Regions from separate parts of the Mus musculus genome. Here regions 1, 3 and 4 are each linked to region 2. The links are chromatin loops, found by intact Hi-C in ENCODE. Cell type or tissue: heart. All regions are shown on one strand. Region 1 holds the start of Adgrg6 (adhesion G protein-coupled receptor G6). Region 2 holds the start of Vta1 (vesicle (multivesicular body) trafficking 1). Region 3 overlaps Adgrg6 (adhesion G protein-coupled receptor G6). Region 4 overlaps Adgrg6 (adhesion G protein-coupled receptor G6).

What was found. A loop is a pair of places that touch in the nucleus more often than their neighbours do. Peaks named below come from ENCODE experiments on the same cell type or tissue, not always from the same donor. Only the 100,000 strongest peaks of a DNase experiment are listed, where the experiment ranks them.
Region 1: a loop joins it to region 2, with 1.9 times the contacts of the local background. A loop is called at or near these places in 2 of 42 quality-filtered maps.
Region 3: a loop joins it to region 2, with 9 times the contacts of the local background. A loop is called at or near these places in 17 of 42 quality-filtered maps.
Region 4: it touches region 2 in a loop (8-fold over the local background); 31 of 42 quality-filtered maps call a loop at or near these places.

Annotation. Positions count from the first base shown.
Region 1 is chr10:14,544,534-14,547,033 of GRCm38, reverse strand. It overlaps Adgrg6 (adhesion G protein-coupled receptor G6), which reads left to right and starts at 1,998. Exons shown (of 25, transcript NM_001002268.3): 1 at 1,998-2,120. The coding sequence starts at 2,119. In heart, no CTCF peak of the experiment used is centred here; DNase peaks (open chromatin) are centred at 1,543 and 1,813; H3K4me3 peaks cover 1,717 bases; H3K27ac peaks cover 1,164 bases; H3K27me3 peaks cover 205 bases.
Region 2 is chr10:14,704,321-14,706,820 of GRCm38, reverse strand. It overlaps Vta1 (vesicle (multivesicular body) trafficking 1), which reads left to right and starts at 1,332. Exons shown (of 8, transcript NM_025418.3): 1 at 1,332-1,471. The coding sequence starts at 1,360. It overlaps 1700016L04Rik (RIKEN cDNA 1700016L04 gene), which reads right to left and starts at 1,212. Exons shown (of 6, transcript NR_045824.1): 1 at 1,148-1,212. In heart, a CTCF peak has its summit at 1,158 (motif pointing right); a DNase peak (open chromatin) is centred at 1,270; H3K4me3 peaks cover 1,794 bases; H3K27ac peaks cover 1,382 bases.
Region 3 is chr10:14,402,941-14,405,440 of GRCm38, reverse strand. Adgrg6 (adhesion G protein-coupled receptor G6) reads left to right here. Exons shown (of 25, transcript NM_001002268.3): 25 at 3-2,500. Among named protein-coding and RNA genes, the nearest start is that of Gm40603, 82 kb to the right of the region's middle. In heart, a CTCF peak has its summit at 1,194 (motif pointing left); no DNase peak of the experiment used is centred here.
Region 4 is chr10:14,450,824-14,453,323 of GRCm38, reverse strand. All of the region lies in intron 5 of Adgrg6 (adhesion G protein-coupled receptor G6), which reads left to right. Among named protein-coding and RNA genes, the nearest start is that of Adgrg6, 93 kb to the left of the region's middle. In heart, a CTCF peak has its summit at 1,270 (motif pointing left); no DNase peak of the experiment used is centred here.

The DNA of each region.
Region 1 (2,500 bases), 160 kb after region 2:
ACCAATGGATGGCAGTGGTTAAACTAAGCGGGTCACAAAACCAACCCGGAAGTCATGAGTCAGCCTCGGATCCATAGGGACAAGTCGGAGATAGATGAACATGAGGGATGAGAGTAATCATTGTCAAAGAGTAAGCAAAACAGTGGGTGGAAGAACCTCATGAAGAGCTTCCAGGTAGACATTGGTCCTGTCGAGCCTTCAGAGCTAAGCTACACCCAGATTCCAGACCCACAAAACTGTAAAATTATGTCGTTTTGAAAAGTTCTAGGAGGAACGTTAAATCCTTGAGACAATCTAGTGTCACAGAGGCGGCCTTGAACTGAGAGTCTCTAAACCTTAGACTCGAACCCTGATCATTTCTGAATAATTAGTGCAGACTATGCCTCCCTGGACCTATTTCTCTACCTGTAAAACCAAAACCATCTCAGCTTTCCTTAAATGAAGCAGTTTGATTCTTTATTAATTCTACTGTGTTTTTTTTTTTTTAAACGTTAAAATAAATACTGATAAAAATCAAAAGAACACAGGCTGGATCAGAAGTAGTCTAGATTGCTGGCGGCTTTCCAGCTTCCTCTTTCTTTTGCCTGAAACTATCTGTCCTCAGTCCTGTTTTACCTCTTTGCCTCCTACCCCAACCCTTCTCTACCACTAGCCAATCAGGGTTAATCTACTTTTATGGCTTTTGTGTGTGTGTGTGTGTGTGTGTGTGTGTGTGTCTACAAGGAAAGCCGTACTGCCTCACTCTGAATGGAACCAAGTCTGGAAAGGCCGCCGCCCCTAGCACTCTGAATTTAGTCTGGTAAGGCACAGCGCAAGGGACCCTCTGCTGGAGCGCTTCCCTGTCTTTTAGCAAGTGGGTGTGCCTATATCCCTTGCAAAGCAGTTTCTCAGGAGAAGCATTGCCTGGCTGTCTTGACTTCCCCTAGTGAGCGGCTGCACTTGTATTAGTAAATTAATTCCACTCAAACAGAAAAAAAAAAAAGTTAAATTTAAAGGAGGCATATCGCCCCAAACCTCTCAAGCCCTCCTCCACCTTTCCCTCATTAAATACCCTTCCCCCTGTCTTTCTTTCTTTTCTTTCTTTCTTTCTTTCTTTCTTTCTTTCTTTCTTCCTCTCTCTCTCTCTCTTTTCTTTTCCATTTTCTTTTCTTTTCTTTTCTCTTCTCTTTTTCTTTTCTCTTCTCTTCTCTTCTCTTCTCTTCTTTCCTTCCTTTCTCTCCCTTCCTTCCTTCCTTCCTTTCTTCCTCTCTCTCTCTCTCTCTCTTCTTTTCTTTCTTTCTGGAGGAAAATTGAGGGGACGGGCGGGGGGGGGGGGCGGAGGAGGAAGAACTAAGAAAGGGAAAAGTAAGGGACAGCCCGGGTTCTTGGCAGCGTTCAGAACACATGCCCACTGGCGCGCCTGCGTTCGGAGCTCCTTCACCCAAGCTCTGCGGGTTTCTGCTCTCGCGGCCCGCGGGTGACCTCGGGGTCAGCGGGGTCCCCTCCCCGGAGCTGCTTCTGGCTCTGTGCCAGTCTTCCAACCCCGCCGCCCGCGCCGGTCCCGCCCCGCGTGGCGACTTCTCCCTTTGCCTCTGCCCTCGGGTGGCCGGCCCTGGGTGGGGCAGCTGCGCCTGCAGGACGGTCCTCTGTCCTCTGAACGCCTAGAGCTGGGGCCACCCGGGGGGCGCGCCGAGCCGCACCTGAGCCTCAGGGGGAAACGGACGCCAGCGCTGCGCCGCGACTGGCCGCAGGCTCAGGAGCCTGGTGATCTCAGCCTCTCCAAGCCCCGCAGGCCGGGATCGGACGCCACCCGCTCGCCGGAGCCCTTCGTCCCAACTCTTGTGAAAGTTCTTCGCCCGGGCGGCAGAACCTGCCGCGGTCAGCCGCTCCCCCGCGCGCCGGACCTGATCTTGAACTCCACGGCGCGCGCCCCGGGTCCACCTTGCGCCGCCCCTTGCGCAGGCGACGAGCAGCTGCCGGGAAACCCTATGAACTCTCGAGAAAGGGCGTGACGAAGGGTCCTGCGGGTCGCGGTCCCGAAAGCCGGGATCTTCTTCGGTGGAGCTTGAGGGCAACAACGCAGAGAGCGCTGGAGGATGAGTGTGCGGCCTCTGGGAATCTCCACACGGTAATGCCAGCATGTAAGTCGCCTTCCAGGTTGGAGCCCATCGCACCTCCATCTGTGTCCCCTTCACCACTTTAGAGCAGCGCTTCCTAGAAAGGTACCAACTGCAGTAAGAGAAGCTTCAGCGTGCCTCCTCGAGGCACCCGGGACTGGGTATTGCCAAACAGAGCCGGAGCATGTGTGTGTGGCTTTCTCCCCTAGAGAACCCTTTCTCCCCTAGAGAGTTAAACCTCACTTTTGGGCAGTGGAAAAAATAAGAATGGCAGGGTTTTGATTCAGGTTAAACAAGTAGGAACGCACTGTGTATCTGTCTTCAGGGTCCTGGTCCTGTCAAGCCAGCATTCCCGGGATCAACACCTAGGGTCTGGGAAGGTACTGCCAGCGAGACATTGGCTT
Region 2 (2,500 bases):
CAAAACAGCCAGGGCTATACAGAGAAACCCTATCTCAAAAAAACAAAACAAAAAACAAACAAACAAATAAAACCCAAACAAAAAGAAAAAAAATACAGGAAAGTTCAAATGAAATGTAAGTCCTTAAGGATGATACTATGCAATGGAGAGGTGGCAATAGATAAATAAATAAATAAATAAATAAATAAATATCACTGCTATAAAGAAAAGGTGGGGTGTGCTATAAAGTCAGAAGTGCAGACTCTCCTGGACTCTATCTTGTCAAGTAGTAAGACAGACTAATACTTTCCTAATGTTCATCATCTTCCTCCACTAATCAACTCGCATAGTTCACTAAAACAAGCACTAGCCATATCAGAGAAAGTATTCAATTCTTATTAGTTCGCATGTGTTTACCTTTCAAGTTTGAAAAGGACTGTCTATTCAGTCCAGTATTTGGACATGCAAATTTTAATCTAGTATTTAAACATAGTGTTTCTCATATAAGAATTTAAAACTTCTAAACTAAAAGCAATGGTTGTTTCCAGTTCCAATCTCCTTTAAGTACATGTTTTCAGTATCTCTTTACAGTTTCTAGAAAGGCTATAACGTGTACTTCTGTGTGTGTGAATGTATAAATTTTTATTTTGTGATCATTTTCTCTGTTAAAACTAATGACACCTCCACCCCCCACTCCACCCCACCCTCCCCCCCCCCCACCAAAAAAAAAAAAAAACCCACTGTGGCCCATCTATATGCATATGTCTGTAATCTCTACTAACTGGGAAGCCCTGGGTAAAGGATTTCAAGTCCAAAGCTTAGTTTGGCAATTTAGTGAGACCCAGTCTCATAAAAATAAAGACAAGGGAGAGAGTGAGGGAGGGAGGGAGGGAGGGAGGGAGGGAGGGAGGGAGGGAGGGAGGGAGGGAGGGAGGGAGGGAAGGGAAGGAAAATTTGAAAGCTGAGAAGGTAGCTTAGTAGTATATACGCTTGCCAGAATATTCCCAACAAAACACACACGCATGAGATAAAGAGAGGGGAGGGGAAGTTTTCCTTTCTCGCAGTTAAAGTCCTTTACGTTATTTTCCCCTTTCTTCTCTTTCATTCATTCCATGCAAACAAACAAACAAAAACAAAAGTTAAATTTAAAACCTCTATCTCCGCTTACCAGCAGAGAGCGCTGGAGCCGTGTGCGACACAGGAGACTCTCATTCTCCAAATAATAACTGCCTTAAACCAGGCAGTAAGTTTGTCTCCTTCGGGCACCCGTCGCGGACAAGCGTCTCAGCAACGGATGCGTGGGTGAGAATTGCCCGCTCGGAGGCGGAAGCGGAAGTATCTGTGACCGGCGAGTAGGAAGTAGCGCTTCCGGGAGTGGAGATGGCCGCGCTGGCCCCTCTGCCGCCGCTGCCCGCGCAGTTTAAGAGCATACAGCACCATTTGAGAACGGCGCAGGAGCATGACAAGCGGGACCCCGTGGTGGCCTACTACTGTGAGTCCCTCCGAGTCCCCGTTCTCCCGCCCGGTTGCGCCCCGCGCCTCCCTCCGCTCTTGAGGCCCGCCCCGCCCCCTGGCTTCAGACCTGAGCCTTGACCTCTGGCTCGGCCAGGAGGACCCCAAGTACTAGACTCCCTCCACACCCGGACCCCCGTCTCTCCAGCTTAGAGCCTCGGACACGCCTCCCGGCTGTTCTTTCTTCTGGGAATGAGAACCTCGATAGTCATAGGTTTCCCAGAGATGGGTGGGAAGGGAGACTAACAGAAAACATAACGAAAGCTGTGCATTAATCACGAGAGCTTTCAGGTCCCTTCCGAAACTCAGACGGTTCAGTGGACAGTGGCTACTACTGAAAATTTGAATTTGACTGTTCTTGACTTGTTTTCCGTACTCCTCATTACCACCAGTAAGAATTTGGAGTCATCCTTTAGCTATCCTGAAAGTTAAGAAGTTTAATGCCAATATTCCTAGTTTGAGATGTATATACTACTGAAGAGGACACAGTTTGAACTCCGTTCAGACATGCAGAGTTGGTGAAGTGGATAGGACTAGTAGTTTTATGTAAACTATGATTTGAATATTATACTCCTATCTTTGTTGCAAGAAATGACTGTACTCTGAGTTTCTAAAGAACTTTCAGAATACAGAAATGATGTGTCCTCTGTTGTGGACATTGTTAGCAAAAATCTGGACCAAGTCAAGCCTTCCCTTGTGGACATGTATGTACCTCATTTCTCAAATGTGCATGGATGTCCCCCTACCACCACCAATAATTGCCATTCTCCACTTGATTTATGATCTGAATTCCCACCTCTTCTGCAAGCCACTCGGTGGCTATACTTCATTTTTATAAAAATCATACCAGTATTGTTCCCACCATTCTTGTTCTTTTGATGATCTTCAAACATATCCTAATTATTGAGCCTTTTTACCTATTGACGAGCATTCCTAAGTACTGGGAAAAAAAAACTAAAACCCAGCTCCTGTGGTCCTAGGACTACTGAGAGGAGGGGCGTTTGAACAG
Region 3 (2,500 bases), 300 kb after region 2:
AGACAGCACTTCCACGGACAAGTCCCTGTCAAAACTGACCCATGCTGGTGGAGAACAGACGTCAATCATTCCCGTCCATCAGGTTATTGATAAGGTCAAGGGTTACTGTAATGCCCATTCCGATAACTTCTATAAAAATATCATCCTGTCAGATGCCTTCAGCCACAGCACAAAGTTTTAATGTCATTGAGAGGGGAAACAAAGGGAAAAGAAAGCCTGTCTGGAGAAGTGTGATGCCCAAGAAGCACGGAAAGCTACGCCGGTGGAATGTCAGTGTGCTGCTCTGTAGGGAACTGCAGAGCTTAGAGGACTGACTGCATCTTGTTAGGGAAGCATCTTTGAGATGCAGAATTCATCTTTTTTGGAATATTTCCATGGTGGAGCTCAGTCATCACACTTCAAGAGCTGAGAACACTCTGAGCCCGGCAAGAATACAGGACTTCTTAGACTGTAATTGAATCAAACTCATCAGAATCGGGGGGAGGGGGGGAAGGCGTTAAAATTATAGGCCTTGAGAGGAGAACCCCAAGAAGAAATTTGAGTTTAGCTCTCATATACCACACCTCATAGTTAGGCTTGGCAGTGGCCTGACTCTTGTAAAGACAATGTAGAAAACACACTAATTACTGTTTGTAGTGTCTTTGGATGCTCACGGGTTCTGTTCCAGTGCTATTTTCTATGAATATAGCAGCATCGTTTCCTTTTTCAGTGAAATTTCAACCATAAGTAGAAAAGAATTGTTTACTATTTGACCCACATATTAAACATGCTTTTTTTCTCTATTATGGCAAATATTGAATATTCATGAACATAACTTGCTAAACAAGTATTCCAAAAATTTGATCTAGTCAATCCATTGTGTGAATCTCAAATATCTCAAGACACGCAGCCTAAGCATCTCCATTATCCCGTGCACATAAGCCAATCCAGTTGAATGTGGACATTACGTTCAAGTGGGCCTCCTGGAACTTAAGAACAAGCACCTCTCCTGTCCCCTTCTGTGTGCACATAGGTCCATAGGCTCATTAGAGGGATGAGAGTTCCCATTAAGCACTCCATGCAATGGCCTCTCACTGTTTAAAGAACACACTTTTGAGATTATGTGGTCCTATCCTTGTTTTAATGATTAAAAAAAAAAAGACATTCCAAATCACATAAACTTCAGAGGCCTCTGGCTCCCTCTAGTGACAAGTTTGTTCCAAGGGACATACACTGAAACATACAGCTGTCTAGGTTATAAATGTGTAGGTCTACAACTGCTAGTCTAAAAACTGTTTGCACCGAGCCCTCTGATCAGAGTGGATGAGACCCTACAGAGGGCTGGCAGGATTTACTAATCTAGTGGAATATGCATGGATCAGACTGTGGCATACAAGTCGTGCAGAGCATGAAGCAGCTTACCTAACTCTTAAACTATCCTAAGCAATGTGTGCTTGCCTGTTAGTGAGGGTGTAGGTTGAGCCCAAGTGGTGGAGTCCTATTCATGGGCCTCAGTGCATGCTGGCTTTAGCCCCATGCTCAGGGTTCTCTGGGAAGTTTCAGGTTTCCAAGATAGCACAGTGACCACAAAGGGAGATTTTAGCAGAGCCAGCCTGCTAGAAGGCAGGAGTAGCCAGAATGGAACATCTGTGCAGAAAGTAGGCCATTCTCAGCTAGGATGTAGAAGAACTTGCAGGCTTTGAAACAGCCAACAGATCCCCTTAGCTCTCTGTCAGTCACGAAGCTATATGCCAGGCTGCAAAGGATGTCAATAGCATGTGGCAATGGGGGTTTTTATTGCCATTCATTCTTTAGCAACCTGGACTGCCATCTTGGCAGACCTGAACTTTGCTGAGCCTGATTTTCACAAAGGAGTAGGCCATGTAGGAGAAAGGGATAGTGACTTAGTCTTAAGGTGACTAAGATTCACCTCAGCAGAGCCAATCTTTTTGGGGGGATGGGAGGGAGACTTATATTAGCAGGCTGCTCATTGTACCACAGGATACATATAGGTAGAATATAATCTCGATAGACACTGACTATTGATATACGCCCCCAAACTTAAGGTGTTCATGTTAGATTTTAATTAGCTGTGAGATTTATGCACAAAGTGAATATTTAGCTGATAGAAATTATGATTTTGTTTCAAATGTGGCTTTGCTTTTGTTTTGTTTTGTTTTGTTTTTTCTTACTAGCATTGAGATCTGAGAAAGATCTTTTTTTATTTTTTTCATATTTGGCAATGATGTCAGCTCCATTTTAAAAATCTCCAATAACCAGGTAAGAAAAGAAAGAAAAAAATTAAGAAACAACAGGCCAAACATATTTGCAAGTGGATTTAAACGACTGGTCCAAATTTTGCCTTCAGTTACAAGTCTGTGGCTCTCATTTGCCTCCTCAGAAGAGTGGGACAGGGCTCCATGGGAGACCCAGAGTTCAGGCTACACACAGCTGTAAAACAGCCCCAATCCTGACTCTGGCTATTCGCTTCCCACCCTCTCCTTTCACTGTGATGTGTTCC
Region 4 (2,500 bases), 250 kb after region 2:
GTGATTGAACCAGCACCAATCCTACTGACCTGCAACTCAACTAAGGGGTCAATCCCACCTGTCCTCATTCTTCTGAAACTCCAGTTCACAAGTGCTAGTTCCAATGTTCCTTCCCACTTCTCACGAGTGTTCAGCCAGTCAAATCACAAATTCGCTTATAGGACATTTGTGGGCATCCACCGGTCATTACATCACAGATGTATACAGAAGTTGGGCCTACGAGGCTCTGCAGATTGCCATTTGTAGTATAAATGCAGCTGCATAATTGCCTCCTTGTCAGTTTGGAAGAATTGTCTGAACTCTAAAGTAACATGTGAGTTGGATTTCCGCTTTGTCTTTTCAAATAAATACATTTCATTTCATCACTTCAACCCTATATTTTGTAGCTTTAATGATGATTTTCATGCTCCTCAAGAAAGTTGGATGGTTCCACGGAGAGAGGCCTACAGTAGTGAGCACTACTTTAATGCCATATCTATCTGCAATAGCTCTTTGAACTTTTATATAGCTAGAAGAGTTACTGACTGGAAAGTAGATAGATATCTACTTATTTAGTCTGCTTCTTCCTTTTTAAAAAATTCTATCATAGGCTCAATTTAAGTCACGTGGATGCATGAAGATGTGCAGTTGGCCTTGATACTAGAATACCATGCCAGTTTTCTATCTGTAGGCAGTGCCTTGCTGCTTTGATAACATCAGGGAGGCTGTTTGTGTTTCTTAATAGAGTTTTCCCTAGTGACAATGTTTAAACAAATTAATTTTTCGAAAACCACCCTCCCCGTCACCAGACCGCCAGTAGAGACTCCACATTCTTTGGTTCTTTCGGTGCCTTTTAAATGTAGCATACAATTTACCCACTGAATACATAACTCAAAAAAGTTTTAAATAAGTAACGAGTAAGCCCCACTGAGTTTCTAGCTAAATTTCTACTTCTGAGGTTTCCAAGCAGAGAATACTTGATAATTAATCATAACACAAAAGAATCTGAAATACGGACAATAGTTTATTTGGAATGCTAATCTATTTGTATCTCTCCTAAGCACTAAGTTTTTCTGAGGCTGAAGGTTTCATTTTATAGAATCAATGAACTGAAAAAGAGTGGAGCAGGAAACGTTTAAAATGGAAAAAAAACTGCGCTAAATATTTGGATGCTTCTATAAATTTTCAGAAATGTCAGTGGTTAAAATATTGGCATTTTTACTGCTTTGTAATCTTTTCAATGTAAGGGAAAAATAATTAGTTATATTTAGTACTCCATCTAGTGGTAGCCTTTAGATACTCTTCAGGGATCTGCCACTGTTAGAGACTATCTGTTGGATGCTGGCACACATGGCCTTCTGCAGCTTGAATAGCCTCCGAGGCACTCAGCAGGTCCATGTTTTGATGAGATGAGACCTACTATGTAGGTTTTTATAAAATTTGCCTTATTACCATCGCTTTTTACATGTGTTGTAAATAGTTGCCATTTGGAACATGCTCTGAGGAAAATAAAATTCAAGATTACTAAAGCTGTAGGAGTTTTAGATACTGACATAACCTCGTCTGTATAAATTAAGCTCACCAATCTCCGAACTTATTTTTCCATATTTGCAGAGCTGCATGAGAAGATAAAAATACCTATTGTTTCACATGAGACTTACAGGACTGGGATTTGCATTTTTTTCTATAGCTGGGACTTTCCAGAAACACAATTTTATCTATTTTTGTTCTGCTTCCCCCAAATTTTCATTGAATGGATTGCTCAGCATTAATTATATACTTCCAGATATTTCATAATTTTTACTTAAGACTTACCTAAAAACATGGAGAAAGATGGATAATAATGATAGACACTAATTTCCCCCTTCTCTTTAACTTCTATTTTAAAAGGATGCCCCCTGACCCCCCCATTGGCTACTTTGAGTTAAGTGCCTTGTGGCACACAACTAGCTGCTGTAGATTCCCAAGCCCTTTCTCATGAGCTCAGTTTTCATGATGACAACGAGACTCAACACTTGAAAGAACCACTAAAGCCAAAATACAGCCTTCTTTTCAGAATTTGGTTTTCTCTATAAATCCCATTAAGCCAACTAAGATTCTACCTATAAATATTAGCTTTCTCCTCTCTACCTTGGTAAAGAGGCTGTCCTTAGAAATTAAATAAAATCCAACCCAATACTTTAACTAGAAGTGTATGCTTTAGTGGGGAGAGGGAAATGAGGAAAAGTGGTGGTGTGTTTGAGGAAATCATTGCTTCGTTTTCAGTATAAATCTTGCCAAGAACCTCACTTACTGTTTCTCGTTCTCCAACTACCACTTTTAATCATATCCAAAAAAAAAACCCCACAATTTCATATTATCAGAAATCAAACCTCACATGGGAAAATTATCACTTCATCAGTCCTAGGTAACAGGGATCTAGAGAAGTAAAAAGACAGCTTGCAATTGCTACCACAGTCTTAACCAGGTGTTAATTTAGAAGCAATGAAATAGCTACAAAAGTACACTAATCAGGAGCTAC